Regions from separate parts of the Homo sapiens genome. Here all the other regions are linked to region 1. Evidence: chromatin contacts called from ENCODE Hi-C or POLR2A ChIA-PET data. All regions are on one chromosome and are shown on one strand. Each heading gives the region's core, a stretch centred on a gene start or an enhancer-like site at or near the end of the contact. The rest is flanking DNA. Distances are from core to core; before and after follow the strand shown.

Evidence for each region. A loop is a pair of places that touch in the nucleus more often than their neighbours do. ChIA-PET counts read pairs that join two places held with the same protein, here RNA polymerase II (POLR2A). Pooled maps may share reads with other maps.
Region 2: a loop to region 1 is called in a map of endothelial cell of umbilical vein, with 19 times the contacts of the local background. The contact joins the promoter of RAD23B here to the enhancer-like site in region 1. A Hi-C loop is called at or near these places in 2 of 168 maps with a recorded cell type or tissue (PC-9 and endothelial cell of umbilical vein) and 9 of 50 pooled maps. POLR2A ChIA-PET finds 5 or more read pairs at or near these places in 1 of 52 experiments (WTC11).
Region 3: a map of HCT116 shows a loop between it and region 1 (3-fold over the local background). The contact joins two enhancer-like sites. A Hi-C loop is called at or near these places in 2 of 168 maps with a recorded cell type or tissue (HCT116 and PC-9) and 2 of 50 pooled maps. POLR2A ChIA-PET finds 5 or more read pairs at or near these places in 1 of 52 experiments (OCI-LY7).

The regions. Positions count from the first base shown.
Region 1 is chr9:107,748,897-107,752,598 of GRCh38, reverse strand. It overlaps LOC105376208 (a long non-coding RNA gene), which reads right to left. Exons shown (of 7, transcript XR_930229.2): 2 at 48-208. Among named protein-coding and RNA genes, the nearest start is that of KLF4, 260 kb to the right of the region's middle. RefSeq lists enhancers at 579-678, 720-1,447. Within about 2 kb of position 1,763, at least 33 of the 41 ENCODE cell types and tissues checked have a DNase peak (open chromatin) inside an H3K27ac peak, as active enhancers do; they include HCT116, PC-9 and endothelial cell of umbilical vein, where a contact is called at or near this core.
Region 2 is chr9:107,281,548-107,285,249 of GRCh38, reverse strand. RAD23B (RAD23 nucleotide excision repair protein B) reads right to left here and starts at 1,971. Exons shown (of 10, transcript NM_002874.5): 1 at 1,555-1,971. The coding sequence starts at 1,620. RefSeq lists a silencer at 1,433-1,992 and an enhancer at 2,483-2,642.
Region 3 is chr9:108,092,223-108,095,924 of GRCh38, reverse strand. The region is part of intron 4 of LOC105376214 (a long non-coding RNA gene); the gene reads left to right. Among named protein-coding and RNA genes, the nearest start is that of KLF4, 600 kb to the right of the region's middle. Within about 2 kb of position 1,609, at least 5 of the 41 ENCODE cell types and tissues checked have a DNase peak (open chromatin) inside an H3K27ac peak, as active enhancers do; they include HCT116 and PC-9, where a contact is called at or near this core.

The DNA of each region.
Region 1 (3,702 bases), core at 514-3,013:
TATGTGTATATAATTTTAATAAAATATTGCAATCTAAACAGACTTACCAAGCAGAATAACCTTTGGAACAGACAGGTCCCATTTGGACAGGTCCCATCTCTGTGGCTGGATGGATACTCCTGCTTCACTGGAGTCACATGGCCCCTCAGCATTTCTGTGACCTTGGGTTACATAGGTGTGAAGGTCAGGCCTCTTGCTCTGTTAGGGTCTCCGTTTCAATGACAAAAGAAAACATTTATTTGGATTACTGTGAGGAAGAATGAGACAAATGAAGAGAAAACTTCTGGCATATCCTAGATGCTCAGTAAATGAGCTTCATTTCATTTCAAGCCCTGAGTGCTGCCTCAGACCCTTGACTCCTAGGCTGCCAAGGAAATTAGCAGCTAGGACTTTCTAGAAGTCTTGCCAGGAGTCCAGAGAGAGCTTGTCTTCCAGCCCCCCTTGCTCACCTTGTGAGCAGAGACAGGGGTACATTCTCAGGCACCTGTGCCCTGCAGGGAGGGCCTGGGTCAGAAGCCGATGAAAATAACTTTGCAGCTGCCAGGACTAGTCCAAAGTCCCCAAGCGCAGTGACAAGTGAATCACCTCAACGAACGCTTAGTCACTGCAAGGTACTTTCCACACAGACACATGGAGATGGTTACCAAAGAAATGTCTGCTGGCTGCTCTCACATCAGCTCAAAGAAAATGTTGTTGTAACCTTTACTTTGGAGGGGGAAAAAATAGCATCACTTTCCCTTTTCCTTTCCTTTTCTTTTTTGGAGAGAGATTCATTGGCAACATTGTTGAAGTGGTTGTTTTTATTTACCCTGGAGAAAGTTTCCAGATAGCTCTGAATCCAGAGCTTTGTATATGTAGCAGTCCCTTCAAGTCTTAAGCTCTTAGTGTCTAAGTGTGTAAACAACCCCCTTAGAGGAGACTGTCACGGACCATCCAGATCACAGGGCCTCCCATGAAGCTCCCTGATGGCAAGCAGAGTCCTCCAAGCTTTTAAAAGTCAGAGATGGGAGGTCCAAATCCCTCTGCCCTGTATTATCAGTATAGCCTCAGGGCAAAGGGTTCCAACTTCCTGAGCCCCCTACTTCTTTATTAATAACAATGAAGCTTCATTATGTGTACCCACAAGGTGGTTGTGAGAATTAGATGAGGTGGTGTGCAGAAGCATCCCCAACAATGCTTGGCATTCTCATAGTAGTTGATTAGTTAAAGTAAGTTAATCTCTCCTTCTCTCTCCTGATTCTTCCTTTGTTATTTCTCTTGCTGCCTTTCTCTTTTTAAACTCCCTCTCTTCCTTCTCTTTTCTTCCTTGCCAAACTTAATCAACCCTCATTCTCTCCTATTCTCTCCTTTCCTCTCTGCTGTCTGCGTGTTTTTTTTTCCTTCCTTTTTTGCCTTGTTTTCAAGCCTCACCCCCCCCCCCCCCGCCTCCACACACACACACACACACACACTCACAGCCATCTCTCTGGCTGGTACAGCTTTGGCATAAAGCTATTGAAAGCCAGCCAAATTCTGGTTAAAAACACTGCAATTCTTGGCCAGACTTTCTCTCCTTACAAATGAGGGTGATGTTTCAGGCATGGGAAGTCTTCCCATCCATTTAGGCCCCAGGGAAAAAAATAGCAACGCCTCAGTGTGTGGCCTTAGGTGGACAGCGAAGTGGGGCTCTGGGTATTGACAGAAATAAATCTGGTGTTTCTGAAAATTGTGAAACATGCGCAGTGAATGTGTCATCCCAGCAAAAGTGAGTCAGCTCCTAGGCCGGGGCCCAAATCTGGCCGCATTTGCTTTCTAAATAGAAAGTGTATTCCTGGCCAGCCCAACTTAGCAAATCAGCGGTCAATGAGAGTGGAAAGACAGGCAGAAAAAGAGACATGCAAATGTATACTTTGCAAGAAGGTTACTGGAAAAATCAAATTCTCTCTCTGTGATTTTAAAAAAAATCATTCATTTTCTTCTTTTCTTTCTATCCTGATATCTGCATCAAACTTTCCTTTTCATCATTATTTTACCCCTTCTGGAGTGGCCTTCAAAACTAGGAACACAGCAAAGTTGCAACAAAGCAGCCTGGAGTAATTGGGTGCTGTAAACTTTGGGGTGAGACTGACCTGAGTTCAAATTCTGACCCCACCTTCAACAAGTTCTGTGTGTGTTGTGTTGTGTTGTGTTGTGTGTGCATGTGTATGTGTGTGTGTGTGTGTGTGTGTGTCCTTGGGAAAATTTCTAACCTCTCTGAAGATTTAGTATCACTTTAACCAAATGGGAGAAATCCAGTGGAGGGTAAAGTAGGTAACATCAGCAGTGCCTAGTTTATGGCAGGTGTTTGTCATCTCTGAGTCACCTTTCTCTTTTTTAGGAAGGGAAGTATGAGGAACTCTGATGCCTCTTCACTCCCTAGTTCTCTGTCCACATGGGGTTATCTCTTTTAGAGGGTGTGAGCACCCAGAATATGGGAGCAGCAGCTTTGCCTCTTCCACTCCAGACATAGAATTTGGAGAAAAGAAGCAACACCAGGCTCAGGGCCTTCTGCGCCAGCATCATGGACAGGCAGGGCTCCCCTGCATCCCTGGCAAGCCCAGATGCTAGAATCATGTGGCCTCCACTCTGCCAGAGGAAGTGATGCAACTGCCCATTGGCTTTGGGTCAGCGTAGAAGAAAGTGTCCTGTTACAGCGTGGGCGTGGCTGGCTTCAGGGCTCCAGTCTGGTGCCCTGTTCCAAACCCACAGCAGAGGGGCAAGCAGGAGATCCTGCCTTTGTGCATAGACTGCCTGCTGTTTACCCAGCTTTGTGTACCACTATCCGGGCCCTAAAAAGGGCCCAGCCAAGCAAGTCATCTCTGGCCCTTGGCCTCTCCCTTCTCTCTGCTCCAGCTCACAAATTGCCCTCACTACAAACACCTGTTTCCTTTCTCCCAGACCCTGTGGGGTCGAGCTAGTCTATTGACCTCATATGCATGGCAGGGATATAATTGAACTCAATTATAGTAACTACATCCATTAAAAACCTATGTAATGTTCATTAAGCCGCCTAGGTAATATGCAATTAATGGCATTACCATATGAATTGTGCATTGGGTCAATAATATGCAGATTATATGTAATGTTCAGTGTATGTATTAATTACAGCACATGCTGGAAAAGCACAGCACTCCAAGCTTGCAGGTCTGTCCCAGTTAGAAACCCTTTTGATCTCATACAAATCCTATTATAGAAGAGCCTTTTCATTAATTGGAACATTTGCTTTTTGGCTCTTTACACAAAGATGACTATTGGAGAGAAAGGACTCTGAAGAGCTGGTTAGCGCTAGAGTTGGGTAAACTTGAGAAGCCTGTATTGGAGCTACTGCTGGAGAAGAGCCATGACCTTCAGGGCAGAATTCAGGCTTCAGAGTTCTGACCTAGCCTTTGCCTGTAATTTTTCTGCCAATCACTGCCATCTCCAATGGGATGTCCGTCATCTGGGAAATGGACATAATAGGCCTTGATGATGCCTACGTCACCAGTACATTACATAGATTCTCTCACGAGGGAGACTAACATCCTTTGGAAAGGCAGAGTGGTAAAGGCATTAAGCATCATTTCCATGAAGCTCCCAATGGAAAATTTCTTCACTAAAAAAAAAGAACCTGCTCCAGTCCTCCCAGCCTGACCTTCATGTGGGTAGGTTTGTCCAATAATGCTCAACCTTAATGAGAGAGCACCA
Region 2 (3,702 bases), core at 722-3,221, 470 kb after region 1:
AGTAAAGAAATATTCAAGAGAAATTAGATTCTATTAGTACTGTCAGTCCACAGGGTATTGTCAATTACTTCTGAGGACACTGAAAAGTTTCTCATGTATAACTGAGATCTCCTGTACTTTTAAGAAGTTAATCACACAGCATACACCCACATATAAATATTCTGAAATCAAATAATTTTGTACCAAAATCCCAAAAAGGCTGTTTCTTAAAAAATTAAAGATGTACAAAACTTAAGATTAAATGAGATAAGTAAAACGTAACACTGTATCTCCACTCAAAGGAATCCATTGTTTAAATAATCGATTCCATTTACTGACCACCAAGTAAATACATACCATCTAATCTTCACATCTCTGCAAGGCAGGTATTATCCCTATTATACAGAGAATGAAACTAACCGTAATTTGCCCAAGGTCATAGCAAATAAGTTACAAAACCACAAATGGAACTCAGGTCTACTTAACACCAAAGCCCCTGATCTCCACCCAAAATAGAATCAACTACTTTTAAAAATAGAGTTGGGCAGAAAGCTGCTGGTTTAAACTTAGTATTATGACAATCTTGGCGGTGTATTTCCGAACATAAGCAGTAAATTTACACTCACAGCGTTTTTAGATTCTTGGCATAAAGTTGTACTGACCTCAACAGTGTCTCTTTATGCAGTCACAAATACAGAAAAATGTATAATGTGGACTTCTGAAATGTTTAAGGCTTTAACTGCAGAAAGGATTCAAAGTTGTTGTTTTTTGTTTTTTTTTTCTTTTTTCCCCCTTGAACTGCTACTGTTTGGGGCATCGGGGGAGGGTGGCTGCAGCGTTCCAACTCCTACAATTCCAAGATTTCTAACACAGAAAACCCGTTAAATCTGAAGTTTAGTTTGAGCCTGGATGGCTGTGAAGAGCTCTAACAGCTAAAACCATCACCAAAGAGGCCTCAAAGTGCAATCTACGCAAGGGTGTGGGTTTGGTGGCGGGAGGAAGGCAGCAGAACGATTCATTTGCAAATAAAAGGGTAAACAATTCTGAGGGGAAAGGGGCAAATTCATTTTCACCACCACTCACCTCTCGGCGGCAAACGGAACCTGATACTTTTTTTTTTCTTAAGGCTCATCTTCTCGGGTTACCAACTCTGGGAACTAAGCGGCTAACCAGGTCCACACAGGGGTAGTGGCGACGCCTACGTCTCCCTCCCCCACCTGTGCACCCATACCAGAAAGCCAGGCTCTACGGCTGAGACGGCCTGGACCTTCCCATCCCCCTCCGGCCCCGCTAGCACGAGCTCCTAGGCCCAGGCCCGCGGGCGTGCGCTCCACGCCATCTGCCACCAGGCCTTCGGCGTCCGGCCACTGCTTCCCCATTCTCCTGCCACAAAGCCCACGGCCAAGACAGGAGGATCGGCTCCGCTGTACGCCGCCAGGGCCGGCACCAGGACCCAGGGCCCTCATCGCGCCCTCCGGGGCTTCCCCCGCTGGAGCGCGCCGCCCGGCCCCACGAGCTCCTGGCGCTCCCCGCGGCCCGCACGCGGCTGCCCCTGCCCCCGGCCCGCGCGCATACCGTCTCCTCGGGGTCAATGTCTATCTTGAAGGTCTGCTGCTGGAGGGTCTTCAGGGTGACCTGCATGGTGCCGCCGCGCAGCTCGGCTGCCGGGCCTGCGCCGGGTGCTGGCCGCTGGGCGGGGTCTGTGGCCTGGCGGGGCCCCGGGGTCGCCCGCGCTCCTCGCGCTCTGGGGAGGAAGGCGGTGGGGGTGGGGGCTTGTCACATTCGCCCAGCGGAGCGGCCTCTCCCCCAGCCCGTGCCCCGGACCGCGCCGCTGCCTCCGCGACTGCGGCCTTCCCCGCGAACTCGGGCCGCCGTGCTTCCTCACGCGCCGAGCGCCAGCCACGGAGTCTGCAGAAGGCGCGAGGGGGTCGGCGAGACAAGCAGGGAATCCGCTAGCTCACCACAGGATGGTGGCCGCCATCATCGTGACTCGCCGAGACGTGCCCCCTCCCCCACGCGAAAAACCTGGGGGGATGGGGCCGGGCGGGCGAAGCGCGCAGGCGTGGGGTGCGGCGACGCTTTGCGCCGGCGCGGCCGAGGACTCCGCCCCAGAATTGGGGGCGGGGCGGAAGGCGGTCCTGGAATGTCGGCGGCCTGGACCCGGATTACGCAGGCGCGTTCCGTGGGCGGCAAGGGCTCCTGGGGCTTCCTCCTAGCGACTATTGCTGGGGCGTTCTCTCCGGCTGCCGCGGCTCCGCCTCTGTGCAGGCTCCGCCCGGCTGCCGAAGTTACGCAATGTGTAGCCCGGGAAGCGCTTCGTGGAGACCCGGCAGAGTGGATGCGGAGCCCTGGAGCGGGGGAGTAATCGGGGCGGAGTTTAAGTGAAAGGATGGCGGTAACCACAGTCTGGGGGCCAGCACCCGCGGGGCGCTTGCTGCGGGGCTCAGCCCTGGGGGTGTCGACTGATTCTTTAATCCCGACAGCACAGACTCCTGAGCTGGACTGCCCGAGTTCAAATATTGTTTTTTCTCACTAGCCTAAACAGATGGACCGATTTAAAATGAAGGTCAAGTTCTGTCACACCTCGGGGTAGAACTGTCCAGTGTTTCCCCATCTAGCCCCGAGTTAAAGTCAGAGTTATTAGAACGGATGCATTAGCCCCTCGCCTTTCTCCGAGTCGCCTTACTCTCCCCACTGGTGGATTCTAGGTTGCCCCCGGCTCCCTTAACATCCTTGCTCAGATATTGCCTTCTTGGTGAGGTCTGTTCTGGCTGCCTTACTTAAAATCCCAACTTCCTATCTCTGTTATCCTGCTCTGTTTTCTTGTATAGCGGGTATCCCTTTATAATTACCCTGTAATGTACGTATCTCTTGTTTATCATCTTTCTCCTTTTCCTGTGAACCCCAGACTGAAGCTGCACAGAGGCAAAGATTTTGCTGTGTTCACCCATGAACATGCCTGGCACATTGCAGGTGCACGGTAAATATTTGTGGAATGGGTGAATGTGCTTCTGGATCCTCAGCAGTAGAATGAGAATAATAATGTCACTCATTGATTATTGGAGGGGGAAGTTGAATATTGTATGTAAAATCATGATAAACAGTCTGTAAGCAGTTAGCTATTAGTAGAAAGTCCGTTTACAGATAGAAAACTGAAGTACAGAGATGTTGAGTAATGCACCTGGAATAACCCAGCCAGTAGTAAATGGCAAATCCACAATGTGACCTCAGACAGAATGACTCCAGAGTCTGTGTCCCAGGGTGTGCCACTATTCCCCTGTTTTTTGTTTTAAAGATTATTCTTATTTTTTTAAAGCGTCTGACTGTCATCCACGCTGGAGCGCTGTAGCACAAACACGGCTCACTGCAGCGTCAACCTCCTGAGCTCAAGAGATCCTTCCACCTCAGCCTCTTGAGTAGCTGGGACCACAGACACACACCACTGCTTCCCAGCTGATATTTTATTTTTTTGTACAGATATGTTCTCCCTATGTTGCCAGGGCTGGTCTTGAACTCCTGGGCTCAAGTAATCCTCCTGCTTCGGAGTCCCAAAGTGCTGGGATTATATGTGAGCCATCGCTCCCAGCTATTCTCCTCTGTTTTATACTGTGCCTGTGGCACATTTGATTTAGTTCAAGTATAAAACACAGTTCTAGTCAGGCCACTAGCTCTATGACCAATTACAAATTACTTCTCTGGGACAGCATCCTCACTAATACAATG
Region 3 (3,702 bases), core at 360-2,859, 340 kb before region 1:
GGGAGGCTGAGGCAGGAGAATCACTTGAACCTGGGAGGGGGAGGTTGCAGTGAGCTGAGACTGAGCACTGCACTCCAGCCCGGGTGATAGAATGAGGCTCTATCTCAGAAAAAAAAAAAAAAAAAAAAGAAAAGAATAAAAGAAAAGCAACTACAATGTTACTCAAAACCTCTATTTGCATTTCTTAGAGAACATCAGTGGGACACCATTCCTGATCTTCTATAGCTCTGAATGACTTTCCCTTATTCCTCACAGATTCCTTATATCCCAGAGCAGCTTCCCATCCTGGTTTTTTTTCTGACATTTTCCCACACAACTCAGCCTGTGTGTTTCTTTCTCTTTGTCCCCAGGGAATGTTTTCTCATTCCTTGATTATATAGATTGTATAGATTGACTTTGTCTCTCTGGTAGAAAAACAGGAGTCCTGAGAAGATGGACGTGGGGAAGCAGGGGGCAGTTCTAGAATTCCCTTGAGTGGCAAGGGCAGGTAGGAAAGCTGTGAGAGCAGTTATATGACCTTCCTTTCTGCTTCATCAAGGAGACAACATCCTAGAGTAAAAGGAGATTTGCACAGTTCTGACCTGGCTGTGAGTCCCAAGTGTGTGACCATGGATAGGTGATTCCACCATTTTAATCTTGCCTTTAAGGACAGTATTAACCACCATCACATCACAGACCTGTGAGGATCAAATGAAGCACGGAGGGTTTTCAAAGTGAAGTTTTGTGTGGTAAAACTACTGAGGTTTTGAATGCCTGAAAATATCTTTACTGTCCCATCACATTTAAGTGAAAATTTTGGAGGTTATAAAATTCTAGCATTAAAGTTATAGTCATTTAATACTTTAAAAATATTGTTCCATCATCTTCTTATACCAGTGGTTAATCTCTGAGTCTTGTCCTTTTGCAAAGTGATAAGTTCTTTTCCTCTGGAAGCTCATAGAATTTTCTCTATGATGTTTTCAAATTCCATTAAATCACATTTATTTGGGGTTTGAAATCCTATTTGACACTTTGATTCCAAAGTCTCTCTTCCGTATTTCCTTTGTTTCTTCTTTTAGAAAATCTATCTTTAATATTTTTTCCAAGTATTTTCCTCCCTTTGTTGCTGCCTCTACTTCTCTATTTCTTGAACTTCTGTTATTCAAATATTGGCAGTTCCATTTCTATCTTCCATATTCCTTAATGTTTCTCCACTCTCCTTCATGATGACTTTTAGAAGGAATCTGATCCCCACGCCCAATGAGTCAGTCTTCTGATGTGTTTATTCTGATGTTTTTCTTTAATAGACGTGTCCAGTATCTTATTTTCTTTATTTTAACTATTGCACTTTTAAATTCTAAAATGATTACTTGGAATATTAATCCTTGGTGTGTGGTATACAGAGACTCAGGAATGCCTTTTCAACCTACAGGCCAATTCCTTATGGGTAGATGGTTAGAAAGTTAATTAGTAGCTTAGAAATCATTACTCTGTGGTTACTGTTGTTAGACTTTGCCCAAGTCATTCACCTCTCTGAGTCACAGTCTCCTCATCTGTTGGATGGGGATAAGAAAAGCCCCTCCCATTCCACCCCAGGTGGCTCTGTGGATAAGGGCTGTGGTGAGGCTGAGTGAGAGGTAATTTGGAAAGTGACCAGAACTATGCAAATAGTACTGTCAGTAACTTGGCCCAGCCATGATCCCAGAGCTTCATGCCTTTGTTCCTTTGGTTCTTCTCTTGGCAAGTTGAATGGTGGCCCTTCCCCAGAGGCAGCATCAAAGCTGTCATGACCTGTAAATGTAGCAGGTCAAAGTCCCTGGAATAAGTGTCATACTCCATAGGTCTGTACCCTGTCCTTCTGTGCTCTTAGAGTTCCAGGAGGCCAGGAGGGTGCAGGCTGTGTCTGGATTCTTTACTGGCCAGAAGCCTACAGTGCTTACACATACAGCCCTTATTCACCACCTCCAGTCTCAGCTGGGTCTCAACAGAAAGCATTTGCTTTTATTACTGGAAATCTGCAGGCTGAAAGATCTTATCTATTCACCTTCTCCTCCCTGGGTATATGTACAAAGGATGAGGAAGCTCAGGCAAATGCACCAGCTATGGCCTGTGGGGCTATAAAAAACAAATAACCCCCTAAGGCAATATCAGCATTTCAGGGCTCTATGCACATACCTGGATGAGCTCTGAGAGATCCTGGGCCGTTTAACAATTGATAACCACAGAAAAGAGAACCCCAAGGAAACTGCTGTCAGCTTATGTAGAAATTCCTGGAAAGGGCAATATTGATGACGCTCCCTCCTCTTCTCTTTTTATTTTTTATAAAATGAGTTTGACTTAGCACTAATACAGCATGAGATAATTAAAAGAGAAGAGACTTTGGAGTCATGAGTCCTGGGGTGAATCTTCACTTCATCACTGGATAGCTGTGTGTCCTTAGACAAATCACATAACCTTCCTAAAGCTCATTGTCCTTACTTGGAAAGTGTGACCATAATAACTGATACATTTTTGAGTTGCTGAACTAAATGAAATATATGATGGCATAAAATTAAAACTAATGATCAATGTAAACAAAATATTGGAAACTATGAGAAGCTCTGTAGTTTTGGCTGTCATTAGTATTGCTGGCTAAGTCCTCAGCAGGATGTGAAATTTAATAACTAGATTTGTTTGATAGTAATTGTGCCGGGATGACTACTATACTCTAAATTTTTAAGTGTGTTCCTCAGGTTCTAAAACTCATGTATCTTCCCATGAGTCCATAAAACAGAATTTTTTTTTTTGAGAGATAGCTATGTTCTAGGCACATAAAAACCCTCATTACAACTCCATATGGGAGATGTTGTGCTTAAACTCCAAGATGGCCCCAGTGATCTCACCTACTGGTATTCACTTCCTTGTGTGGTTCCCCCTTCTACCCTGTGTTAGGATTGGTCTCTGCAACCAACAGAATATGGAAGAAGTGATGGTATGACACTTCCAAGATTAGGTTACGAAAGACCCAGTGGCTTCTGTCTTGGTGGCTACCTCTCCCTCCCTCTTAGATGGTTTTCTCTGGGGAAAGCTAGCTGCCATACTCTGAGAGGCTGTCATGGAGAGGAGCTGAGAGTCTTGCCAACAAGTATATGAGTGAGCTTGGATGTGAATCTTCAGCCCCAGTCAAGCCTTCGGATTATGACAGTCCTAGTCGACAACTTGACTGCAACCTTATGAGATACCTCGAGCTAAAACAACCCAGCTAAGCTACTCCTGGATTACTGACCCTCAGAAACTATGTGAGATAGTAAATGTTTGTTGTCTTTAACTACTAAGTTTTGAGGTAATTTGTTATGCAACAGTAAATAACTAGTATGGGAGGTACAATATTCCTCTTTTATAGATGAGAAAACTACAAATCAGAGAGGCTAAGTATTTTTTCCAAGGTCATAGAGTTGAAAATACAAGATTTGAACCAAGTCCTTCAGACTTCAAAACCAGCATGACCTTACCACTAAATATGCTGCCTTCCTGAAATGGAAATACACTATTTTCCGGAAAAGAAAAAAAATAAGAGAAAAATTCAACTTTTTGAAGATGACATGCTGTTTTTATATATAGTTTTTATAATTATTCTCAGTAATGACTCAAAGAAAAGTTATTGTGAGTAATGAATATAAACTAAATATAAAACAGATTTGAGGGGGAAGAATAGATTGTTCTCAACACAAATATTTTGCTATC